2 separate regions of the Homo sapiens genome follow, and region 1 is linked to region 2. Evidence: chromatin contacts called from ENCODE POLR2A ChIA-PET data. All regions are on one chromosome and are shown on one strand. The core of a region is the stretch at or near the end of the contact, and the rest is flanking DNA. Distances in the headings are between cores, read along the strand shown.

Evidence for each region. ChIA-PET counts read pairs that join two places held with the same protein, here RNA polymerase II (POLR2A).
Region 1: POLR2A ChIA-PET joins it to region 2 with 18 read pairs in OCI-LY7. The contact joins the promoter of AASDH here to the promoter of RHOH in region 2. POLR2A ChIA-PET finds 5 or more read pairs at or near these places in 2 of 52 experiments (OCI-LY7 and activated CD4-positive, alpha-beta T cell).

What each region holds. Positions count from the first base shown.
Region 1 is chr4:56,383,849-56,389,826 of GRCh38, reverse strand. AASDH (aminoadipate-semialdehyde dehydrogenase) reads left to right here and starts at 2,336. Exons shown (of 15, transcript NM_181806.4): 1 at 2,336-2,465; 2 at 5,486-5,757. The coding sequence starts at 5,528. RefSeq lists enhancers at 1,992-2,041, 1,904-2,410, 2,072-2,441, 2,411-2,918.
Region 2 is chr4:40,193,444-40,199,350 of GRCh38, reverse strand. It overlaps RHOH (ras homolog family member H), which reads right to left and starts at 2,320. Exons shown (of 3, transcript NM_004310.5): 1 at 2,051-2,320. RefSeq lists enhancers at 1,248-1,347, 4,525-4,574, 4,615-4,824, 5,314-5,453.

The DNA.
Region 1 (5,978 bases), core at 1,087-3,586, about 16 Mb before region 2:
CAGGTGTGGAAACATGATAAGGACTTTGTATTCTCAGAACTCTTACTAGCCTTTCATTATGACTAGAGTTTACAGTATCAGGTGTGGGGAATGTGGAAGATGGGTGGGGGAGCAGTGGCCTGCTGTGAGATATCAGGTTGGAAAGAAAATGAACTCTCTTGTTTACCTTGCTGAAGAGTCTGAATGTTATGCAGGCAACGAGGGATCATTGAAGCTTCTTATTCTCATAGAAGAATGCTATGACTGATCTGGTATATGTTTTAGAATGATCACCTTGGATTATCAGGTAAAAATGCTGTCTTAAACATAGTGTTCTACATTTGCTCCCTAAGACTCCCTGAAAATGACAGTAACAGGATTTTTAAAGTCATACACCCTTAAGGATTAAAGAAAAGGAATAATGGAAATGAAATTCTGGAATCAATAGCAAAGGGCTCAGTTGACTTGAAAAACCTGAATTCTAAACCCCCAGTGAGCAAAACCAACAAGCAATTCTATTTGTATCACAGAACCCCCTAAAAAACTAAGAAACTGGCTTCAGGAAGTAGAAGTGAAGAGGGTACCTAAAAGGACTGGAAGTTCATTTAGGAGAGTGTTATATCCTTTATGCCACCCCCGGCCCCCGCCTTATTCTGAAGCCTTTTTTTATTGCTCAGGAGTAAAACGGGGTCTCTGTAATGGAGGACATCAGGCACCTAAAACAAAGAGAATTAAGTGAAAATTGTACTAAATTCTGAGACATACCGCAGCCTCCATACCCCTCCTCTCCCACTTGATTTTCAACAAACGTCCCATGGGCTCAACAGCTTCCAATCAACTTTTAAATATACCCCCACTTACATATGAGCAGATAAGGACCACCAGACATCCTAGGAAAGCCTCTAATGTGAAAGATAGAGCACAAAATCAACAGAAGAAAAAAAAAGGAAACTTGAGGGAAATAGATACTGCAAGGGAAGAAAAACTTTAAAAAAGGTATCATTAATATCAGAGAGTTGGATGATGATACTGGAATAATAAAACATCATTTTGGCAGCAATTCAGAGTCAATCAGAGGCAAACAAAACTGAAAACGTTTTAGGAAAAAGCTGACCAAGAAGACCTGAACTAAAGTAGCAGTAATGGCGATGAACATGACACTTAAAAAACGCAGGTTCTAGGCCCCTCACTAGAAAACTAGGGGATGAACCTCCGGGGATGGAGTCCAGGAATTTGGAATCTTCTAAAACATCACCACCGGCAATTCTGATGTAGCCAGCTGGGTGCTGGTCTCAAGACTGAGAACTAGAGGACATAGGGTCTAATCGGATGTAAGAGGTTAAGAAAGTGGGAAGGTTGATAACTGTCTGGCTGGGTGGATGATGGTGTCATCCCAACGTAGAAACATAGAAACATAGACAAGATACACTTTTGCCCACTTCCAACCTAAATACATAAATAAGGCTGTGTTAGTTTGAGTAGTCCATGGTACATCTTGGAAAAGTATAGTTGGCATGTGGAGATATTTTTTGCTTAGATTAGAAGCACAGTTTCTTGTCACCAACAACTACGGCTGCGAGAGCGTCCTATGCTTTTTTCTCACGTACTGTTTTGATGCAGAGCTGTCTTCGCAGTCCCTCCCCCGGCTAAAACCCCCCAAACAAAAAAATCCCGATTATTCTGCCACCAGACAGTAGCTTTAAAACACCTCTGTTATTGCCCTTGACGCTTATTGTAATAATTGACATGTCTCCAACTGTAACAATTCCCTTGGAAACAGAAAGTTCTATTCAGGCATATAGTTTACAAAACTCCACCTCGGACCTGCTTTAATTTCTTTACAGGTCCTACTAAATGCTCCTGTCAAATTCCTTAGTTATCGTTTCAATCTGCTTCCCAATTAAAATGTCAGCATCATGATGACAGGAACGTCGTTTGCAGGCGTCACTGCTGCAGCCATATCTCCAGCACGTTTCCAGAAAATGTCATTGGTTGAAAGCAATAACTCTCCTATTTCACAATGATTTCATCTCTCTTCACATCAACCCTAGGTGATGTTTTTATTCTCACCTTATGAACGAGAATACTGCGGCTCAAAATTCAAGAGTCTTGCCCAGAGTTTTTTGGCAAGTACGAAAGGGTTATGGCTCCAAACTGGTTAGCTCCGAAGTCCTTGCAAACCCTGTCCGAGACCATGCGCGACCCCAAGGAGCGCCTGAGCAGATAACCAAAAGTGAAAAAGCCTATAGACCTCTTCACTCAAGTTAGCGCCTCGGCTTCAGGAGAGGCAGCGCCAGCTCCACGCAGCCGGCCCGGGGTCGCTCGCACTGACGTCACGTAGCGACGCGGAAGATTTACGTATGGTGCCTCGCTCTGGGATAGCTTTACGGCTTCTGGGAGCTGCTGCTTCGCTGTGAGAAGTATCCGCGACGAGCTATCCGGGAAAGGGCCGAATGCGATCAAACCTAATCCGCGAGACTTGCTAAGTGAGTCGCGGCAGGGCGCGGTGTCCGGCGGGGGTCTGTGTGAAGGAGGCGAAGTGCCGCTAGGCCTGAGCCTGCTTCCACATACATTTGCTCAGCTTCAGGACCACTGCCTGACCTCGGATTTGATACATCGGGGTCTGGCGTGCTGGTGTGGTGCAGACTAACCCTGACCTGTGTGTACACTCCTGCGTCACTAGCCTCCGCCCCTCCATTCAAATGGAAATAAGTGTGCTCCGCGCTCAGCTACCCCCTAGAGTGGTTTCGAAGAGCAATGAAGAAATGTTTAGGAAGCTGTAAATTGCATTGTTACTCGTTGCATACCGTAAATTTAGAAGCCGGGGAATTGGGAAAATAAAGTTTCTAGATTATTTATCCATTTTTAAAACAGCCAGTGGCCTAGAGAGAGGCCCCATAGCAATTGAATTTGCTGACACTCTTAAGATCTTTGTTGACTAAATAGCAGCTTCTACAGTTGTAGCAAGTAAATTTATTCCTTTTACATGTAAAATCTGCTTACCAGAGTTTGCTTTTTTTTTTCCTTTTTTTTTTTTTTTTTTTTTTTGAGACGGAGTCTCGCTCTGTCGCCCAGGCCGGACTGCGGACTGCAGTGGCGCAATCTCGGCTCACTGCAAGCTCCGCTTCCCGGGTTGACGCCATTCTCCTGCCTCAGCCTCCCGAGTAGCTGGGACTACAGGCGCCCGCCACCGCGCCCGGCTAATTTTTTGTATTTTTAGTAGAGACGGGGTTTCACCTTGTTAGCCAGGATGGTCTCGATCTCCTGACCTCATGATCCACCCGCCTCGGCCTCCCAAAGTGCTGGGATTACAGGCGTGAGCCACCGCGCCCGGCCTTTTTTTCCTTTTTAAGGTCTCAAACATTTGGGCATTAATAAGTTTAGTATTCTCTACTGCAGAGAATGTTATTTGTGATTCAATGAATGAAAATGAAAACCTGAGACAAGAAGAATGGATTTTACCTTAAATGTCTGTAGCAACCATTGGGAAAATGGAAAGAAACATCTTAATTATCGTATAGATGTGTAGGTACCCTTCTGCGCTACCTGTATGTTGCGAAATGAACTCATTCCTCATAATTTAAGCGCCTGCTGCAGAAAGCCTCCCTTATATTTACATAATGATCATTGTATGTCTGAGGAAAGCTTAAAATTGTATCTTGTGCATTAAAAAGAGCTAATATTTATAGAAATGCCTACTAAAAATAAATAATGTAAGTACTAAAGTTGCCTTATATGTTTAAACTGTATATTTAGAAATCACAGCATTTTCAAACTTATGGGTCTTGGCAGTTATTGGTTCATTTTACTCTCTTTAGGATTTCTTTTTCCTAATTGATGTTAATTAGTTGATATAAATGAAAATTTTGAGTCAGGAAATCAATTCAAATAGGTGTGAATAAATTAAAAAAAAAAAAAGAAAGAAAAGAAAACTTGACTCGGCCGGGCGCGGTGGCTCCGCCTGTAATCCTAACATTTTGGGAGGCCAAGGTAGGTGGATCACTTAGGTCAGGAGTTCAAAACCAACCTGGCCAACATGGAGAAACCCTGTGTCTACTTAAAAAAAAATAACAAAAACAAAAATTAGTTGGACATGGTAGCGCGCACTTGTAATCCCAGCTACTCGGGAGCTTGAGGTGGGAGAATCGCTTGAATCTGGGAGGCAGAGGTTGCAGTGAGCCGAGATCACGCCATTGCATTCCAGCCTGGGGAACAGAGCGAGACTGTCACAAAAACAAACAAAAACTTTACTGAAGCAGGCTACTTGGTAAGTCTTAATTGCTTTAAAATATGGAAAACAGAGTTCAGAGAGGGAAAAAAATAACTTTCACCTTTAAGGAAACACTGTGAATTTTTTTTACCGTTGATCCCGAGTGTTTCTTTCTTGAAATACTGTTTCGAATCTTTTAATATAATCTGCATTAAGAAACCCAGAGAACATTGCATTGATATACTGCTTTATTGAGTTGTAATATTATATTTTCAGTCTAAGTGAACTTATTGGCAATTTAAAAATAAACTATACAGTATGAAGAGTTTACTTCTTGACAATTATACAAGTATGACTTCTGTAAAATATTAATAGTATAGTAATAAACACTGTTTTTATATATAGTTGTCTAGAACTGAATGAATAGGAATAGGGTTTTTTGCTTTCTTCTGTCAAAGATTGATTTTGCTTTCATCTGAGTTTAGCTCCTACTGGAATTTAAAAGCAAAGTTTATTTACATTAGTCATTTTATTTTATCTTTATTTCATTTACTTATTTATTTTGAGATGGGGTCTTGCCCTGTCACCCAGGCTGGAGTGCAGTGGTGCCGTCTTGGCTCACTGCAACCTCTGCCTCCTGGGTTCAAGTGATTCGCCTGCCTCACCCTCCAGAGTAGCTGGGATTACAGGTGTATGCCACCTTGCCCGGCTAATTTTTGTATTTTTAGTAGAGACAGGGTTTCACCATGTTGGCCAGGCTGATCTTGAACTCCTGACCTCAAGTGATCCACCCACCTCGGCCTCCCGAAGTGCTGGGATTACAGGTGTGAGCCACCGCACCCGGCCACATTAGTAATTTTAAAGTCACCATACAAGATTTTGACTACTCTATCTTAACAAATCTGTAACAGTTACTGAAGGAAAGTAAAAAAAAATTAAGTGTGGGGTCCTTTAAATTTGATTTTATTGATTAATTTTTTATATATTTCATATTTACATTGTGGTCCGTTGAGAGAGAAGTCTCCATTTTTACCTGCTTCATTTTCATCTGTGTATACCACTGCCCTCCCAAATTTTTTTGATGCTCTGACCCAGCATAGGTTGATGTATCAAGTTAATTTTCAACCTCATTGTCCTCAGTAAAGTTACCATAATTTCATAAGTTCAGAGATTCTTCATTTATATATCTTTGATATAATTATTTTTGTGAGATATTATTGTAGAGAAGTTTTTCCCTGTCCCTCCACCGAGCTCTCTAAAACTCCCTCTCCCCCTAACACTTCTGTATATACACAGGGTTCTGTGCTACAAATTGATGTTTAGATAAACTTCAGTGAAATGACTCTTCAGGAATTGGTGCATAAGGCTGCCTCCTGTTATATGGACAGAGTAGCTGTATGTTTTGATGAATGCAACAACCAGCTTCCAGTTTACTACACCTACAAGACTGTGGTTAATGCTGCTTCTGAATTATCAAATTTTCTGCTGTTACACTGTGACTTTCAAGGAATTCGGGAAATTGGTCTCTACTGCCAACCTGGGATAGACTTACCCTCTTGGATTTTAGGGTAATATTTTTTAGAACTGTAAATTTGATGTTACTCCAAGCTAATGTAAATTTTTAATAGAGTATATTGCAAGTTATTGTTCTGTTTACTATTGGACTTTTCTATATTGTTTGGTCAATTGTAGAGAGACTAAAGAAGTTTGCATTTCCCCAGTATTATTTTTATATTATTTAAATTAATTATTCTGAGCTTATTTAGGAAAGACTAGAAGCTTTCACTAA
Region 2 (5,907 bases), core at 1,071-3,570:
GGAGAGTTAGCTTTGCAGGCTTCTTGCTCTTAAGCCAGGGCTCATAACACCTTCATTTGTGGCAATAGCCAAGTCCTTAATAAGAATCATAAGAGTTGCATCTATTGAGAGATTTTTTTTTCAGTCAGGCACTAGGCTACATGCTTTACATATTTTTATCTCATTTGATCTCTACGACAACCCTCTGAGGTAGGTATTTTCAGTTATTATTACTGTTATTAGAGATATTTTGTGAATTTTTTTTTTAATCTGAGCATTGAAGAAGTTAAGTAACTTGTCTGAGGTTCCCACAGCCCAGAAATGATAGAATGATAGAATGGGGATTCCATGCAAAGTGATCTGGCTCAAAAGTTGGGTTCTTATTCACCGTGCTGTATGTTTGTTATTATATGGGTTCAGATATTTTATGGTCCAGAAAAAAAGTGTCTGAATTATTATGATCTACTGACTCTCTAAACAACGTCCAGAAAAAGAACAGAAGCATACCCGTGCCATCTCATTTAGACATGCAAAGAAAGTAGCACATATTTCATGGAATTTGGGGACTGGCTTTTGAGGAATAGAGACTTGCTTATCATTCATCAACCAACTCGTTCTCCCAAGAGGAAGGCCACTTTAATTCCTGGATAATTGAAGGGCCTCCTTAAAATGAAGAAACCAGAGGTGGAGGTCTTACTGGTACCCCGAGCCACACGAACCTTTCTCTGCATAAATGATGTCCTAAGGGAAGACAGTAGAGGGCAAATGGAGGCCCACAGCCAGGCACAGGGATGCAGAAAGCAGCCCCAAGTGGGAAGAGGCCACGCTCGACAAGCTCCCTCTCACATGGAATTCTGCTGGTGCCGTGAGAGCCGAGGAAGCGCAGCCGCAGGGCAGAAGGAGACCAAGGACTATTGAATGGGGTCACTTCTCCCCAGTGCCTGCAAGGTCCTCGCTTTTGTGTCCACACCCTAACTGTCTAATCTGATTTCCTGCAATGTGTAAAACAAACTGTCTTCTCTTCTCCAGTGTCTCTTCAACTGGCCTTATCATCTCCAGGTCAGTCTCGCCTTTGTGCCTTTGCCCACAAGGTCCTCCCAGTCTGAAATCACCTGCCCCTTCTCCTTCTACCGACACTTCGCATTCTTCCAAAGCCCAGATCTTCCTGACAACTCCAGTTTGCCCCCAGGCCCCCTCCATGGAATTCACAGAACTCTTCAAGCCTGTGCTGCCCCACTCATCACTGAATTCTCATCTTGCATTGCTTCCTAAATTTTACTTCTTATCACAACTACCAGATTATAGGGTCCTTCAAAGTAGAGATTTTTAAAATATTTCTCTTATATCCTCCACGGCACCAGCTTAGAACCAATAAGGGGACACCAACTACTTGTTGCCTGCTTGAATACGTCAATGGCAACTTTCATTTAGTAAAGCACCTAAAACCGGTGATTTCCCAAACTTTGTTTAGTTACAACTCAGGCTACTGACTGGTACCTCGTAGCATATCTCCAAATCAAACCACCTCAGAAGAAAGATTAAATTTAATTAAAAAATACATGTTATACATCATAGAGCACTTTTGGGAAATGGTCATTAACATTGGCAATAGGTGAAAAACACAAGCTAGAAATTCCAGATTGAAATCTACATCATTTAGACTTCGGTTCTGTTTCTTTTCTGAACTAGACAACTTTAAAATTCATATTTGCACAACTTAGAGCATCTTTAGATTTACTTCATCAAACCTTGGGTAGTATTTAAACTACCCATACAGTTGAGCTCAGCCACAGTCACAAGCATATGCATTCTCTAGAATATCTGGAAAACCAAAAAGCCAACTATTGTAACTTTTCATGTTTCAAAAATCTTGTTAGGACTGTGGTGAGGGGCAGTGAATATCAAAGCAACACTCACCCCCCCGACCCCCGTCCCCCTGTAAATTGATTCTACACCTTACAGCAGGTAGCTCAGAGTCATTACGATGTTTGGCCTAGAGTAAAAGCTAAATAAAATTAGAAAAATTTCTTTTGACACCAAAGAAATACTTTTAAGGAAGCAAAATCCTTACCTGTTGCAGAATGCCGAAGAAATGTCTTGACAGTAAAATGACTGACTCCGGAAATCAAATTTGTTCAACAAAAGCAGGTGAAAACAAAAGCGGCCCAAGCCTTTTCACTGTGGTTGATTTCCTCATAGGATCAACCTCTCCCTCGTTCCCGAGAATATTAACTGATTCACACTGGAAGAACTGAAAATACAACAGTTGGGCTGGCAGGGAGTCCACCCCAAGATGGTTGGGTTAGTGTGTGTGGGGCAGCAGGAGCAATCCGAATGTGACAAAAGAGATTAGCAAGTTCCTGTGCCTAAGTCAATTTCCTGTAGCCGGCTTCTCCGCAGAGGGGGTTTCATTTGTGTGGGTTTAGGGGGGTGTGTGTGCACGTGCGTTTCTCTCCATTAGAATATGAAACTTCCCCAGATCAGAGGCAGAATAAGGCCTTTGCCGCACCGCTGGGTTTGCGTTTAATTTATCCCCCACCCTACTCCGAGACTATGTTTCTCTCCCCCTTAGCCCCATTTTCCTCCAGCAAAGCCCTACGTAAAACTGAAGAAAGGAAGACTGAAGAGTCCAAATGATTCCTCATGGAAGTAAAATTACCAAAAAAAAAAAAAAAAAAAGTCCATGCCACTGACCAATCTTGGTTAATTTGAGCTTAGGAAACAACACCTTAGAACTTTCCCCCCATCAGCTTGGGGAAAACAAGAGGTGGATTGTCTGCTTCGCTTTGCTGCATTAAAAACTATCAAATATTTTGCAAAGAACAGAGGCAGGCTTAGTGAGAGTTCGAGCAGCCCCCTGCCGTGCGTTCACCCCTGTATGGACGAGCACCTGGGCTGGGAGTTACCTGGCGATGAGTTGTTTTTTCAGACTCCTCAGAGTTTCATTATTTGCCTAAAAACACAAGTTTACTTGTTTTGTCCTAATGGGCAATCCAGGTGTAGAGACCATCTGCAACTACTTAGGTTATGGCTAAACGCCTAACCCAACAAATTGAACTTTTGTGATGTGGTCACAACCGCCTGTGCCCCAAATCCCTGAATAACTAACTGTTGATGCTACTGCTCACGGTGATAGCTTGGTCAAAATACCTGCCGACCGTAAGGATAAAGTCAACTCCATGCCTTTTATTTTATTTTATCAGTGCATCGGCCCCACACTCAAAGATTTGAGTTTAATTGAGCTGGGTTGGGACCGGACATCAATATTATTTTAAACCCCTCTGATTATTCTAAAGTACTGCTGCCACTCTAATGGATGAGAAGGAGGAAAGAACATTCCACGTAGAGGCAAATAGTATGTGCAAAGGCCCTGAGGTGGGAAAGAGGTTGGCATGTTCAAAGAAGTGAAAGCAGATGACTGTGCTTGCAGCATAGTTGTAGAGGGAATCAATGGTACAAGGTGAGCATTCTTATCAATAGACACCCAATTACCAAGTTCACAAGACTTCCACATGAACCCATGTGTCAATTTGTTAATGCACAGTAAGAACTCAATCTGCCAGCTGAGATCCTCGAGCCTTCTGAAGAGCACATTATCTCCTAGAAAATCCTCTGTGGGAGGCCAGGTGCAGTGGCGGTGGCTCACACCTGTAATGCCAGCACTTTAGGAGGCTGAGCGGGGAGCATTGCTTGAACCTAGGAGTTCGGGACCAGCCTGGGCAACGTAGTGAGATCCCATCTCTACAAAAATTAGCTGGGCAACCACACCTGTAGTCCCAGCTACTCAGGAGTCCGAGGCAGGAGGATTGCTTGAACCCATGAGGTTGAGGTTGCAGTGAGCTGTGATCCACCACCACACTCCAGCCTGGGGACACAGCAAGACCCTGTCTCGAAAAAAGAGAGAGAGGGACAGACAGAAGGAGGGAAGGGAAGGAAAAGGAAGAGAAGGGGAGGGAAGGAAGGAAGGAAGGAAGGAAGGAAGGAAGGAAGGAAGGAAGGAAGGAAGGAAGGAAGGAAAAGAAAGAAAGGAAAGAAAGGGAAAATCCTCTGTGGAAAGCCAGATCACCATGGTGATGTTATCAGCTGAGCAGAACATAAGCTTGTGGATATTTTCTTTATCTACTTCTGGTTTTGTTCATCAAAGGATTTAGAGCATCTGGCAAAAATACTTACACCTTAGCAAAATGAAACAATTAAAAACAAGAAATTTGAAAATGAGGCCAAGAGAAGTGAAGACAAAAATGACACTAAAACTGGGGGTGAGGTTAATTACAGAGAATGTATGCCACGTGGTTCTATGCTCTTCAGCAACTGGTATGAAGCAGGAAATATCACCACACAGAAAGCTCATTGCCCGCGGGAGAAACATAAACACATAGCTCAGAATCATGAGGTCTTCCTGGCTCCCCAGTGCTGAGATTAAAGAGAAACTTTGCCCCCTGGATTCCCATAGAGAAGACAACACGGCTGAAGTGAAACACCATGTTTAGACTCCACGCAGCCAGCCACAAGTCCGTGAGGTGGTTCCTTACGCTGTTCCTCCATATATGCTGATTGCATCTCACCGAAGAGTTTACTAAAAGCAACTCCAGGGTGTGCGGCAGGGAGAGTGCAGCAGGAGATTAGTAAGAATGTGCCACCCCACAGCACCACTTTGATGTTCCAGTTTTATCCAGAGATGAAAAATGACTTCATGGGCCGGGCGCAGTGGCTCACGCCTATAATCCCCACACTTTGGGAGGCCGAGGCAGGCGAATTGTTTGAGCCCAGGAGTCCAAGACCAGCCTGAGCAACATAGCGACACCCAGTCTCTAAAATAATACTAATAATAACAATGACAATAGGCCGAGTGCTGTGGCTCACGCCTATAATCCCAAAACTTTGGGAGGCCGAGGAGGGCAGATCGCTTGAGGTCAGGAGTTCGAGACCAGCCTGGCCAACATGGTGAAACCCCGTCTCTTCTAAAAATACAAAAATTAGCCAGGCACGGTAGCTCATGCCTGTAATCCCAGCTACTCGAGAGGCTGAGGCAGGATAATTGCTTGAACCCAGTAGGCAGAGGTTGTAGTGAGGCAAGATCATACCACTGCACTCCAGCCTGGGCAACAGAGTGAGACGTCAGCCTAAAAAATAATAATAATAATAATAATAAAGAAAAATGACTTCAGATATGCTTCAGAAAATTCAGGATAAAAAGTTTCTCTCATCCAAGTTTCTAAAAGATTTAAAGAGGCAAAGAGTTCAAAATTGGTTGCCCCTCCAACAGGAGATCCAGTGTCCTTTAAGGGGGACAATGTCTCCCCTTCAGAAAGCAGAGGAGTCAGACAAGGACAGCTGCCTGTATGGACAGATCCCCTCCATCTCCTAAGTAGAAGGGGAGATGAGGCTCTGCCCTTTGGGAAACAAAGCAAGAAACGCCACCAGCATGATTTATAACGAGCTCCAGGCCTCAGGCCTTGTACCATTTTCTGCACGAAAGTGGAGACGTACTCCAGAGTCAGGATGGACTGGGTGTGTCCCACCCCATCCTGGAAAGGACTAGGAAGGGCATTGTCATACCTGGCTGCGAGACCCCTGTCCCTTTCACCCCCTGGCTGACCACCCTTCTGCTTCTGAAGAACTGGTTTTCTGTGCCTGGAATTGCCAGTTTTAGATGATCTGGTACAGTCCAGCGTTGGGCTTCCTCCTGCTCCTGACCTACACGCCTCTAATCTTCACACAGTTTAATCTCAGAGAGGATTTTCTTAGGGGGAGGGGACAGGGGGTTGCCATCTAATTTTCTTCCTTCCTTGAAAATGTCTTTTTGGTGTTTCTCTCTTTCTCTCTCCCCACTCCCCTCCTCCCCCACCCCGCCCCTCCTCTCCTCTCTCTCTCTCTCTCTCTCTCTCTCTCGCTCTCATTCTTTTAACAGACTTTTAACCGACAGGG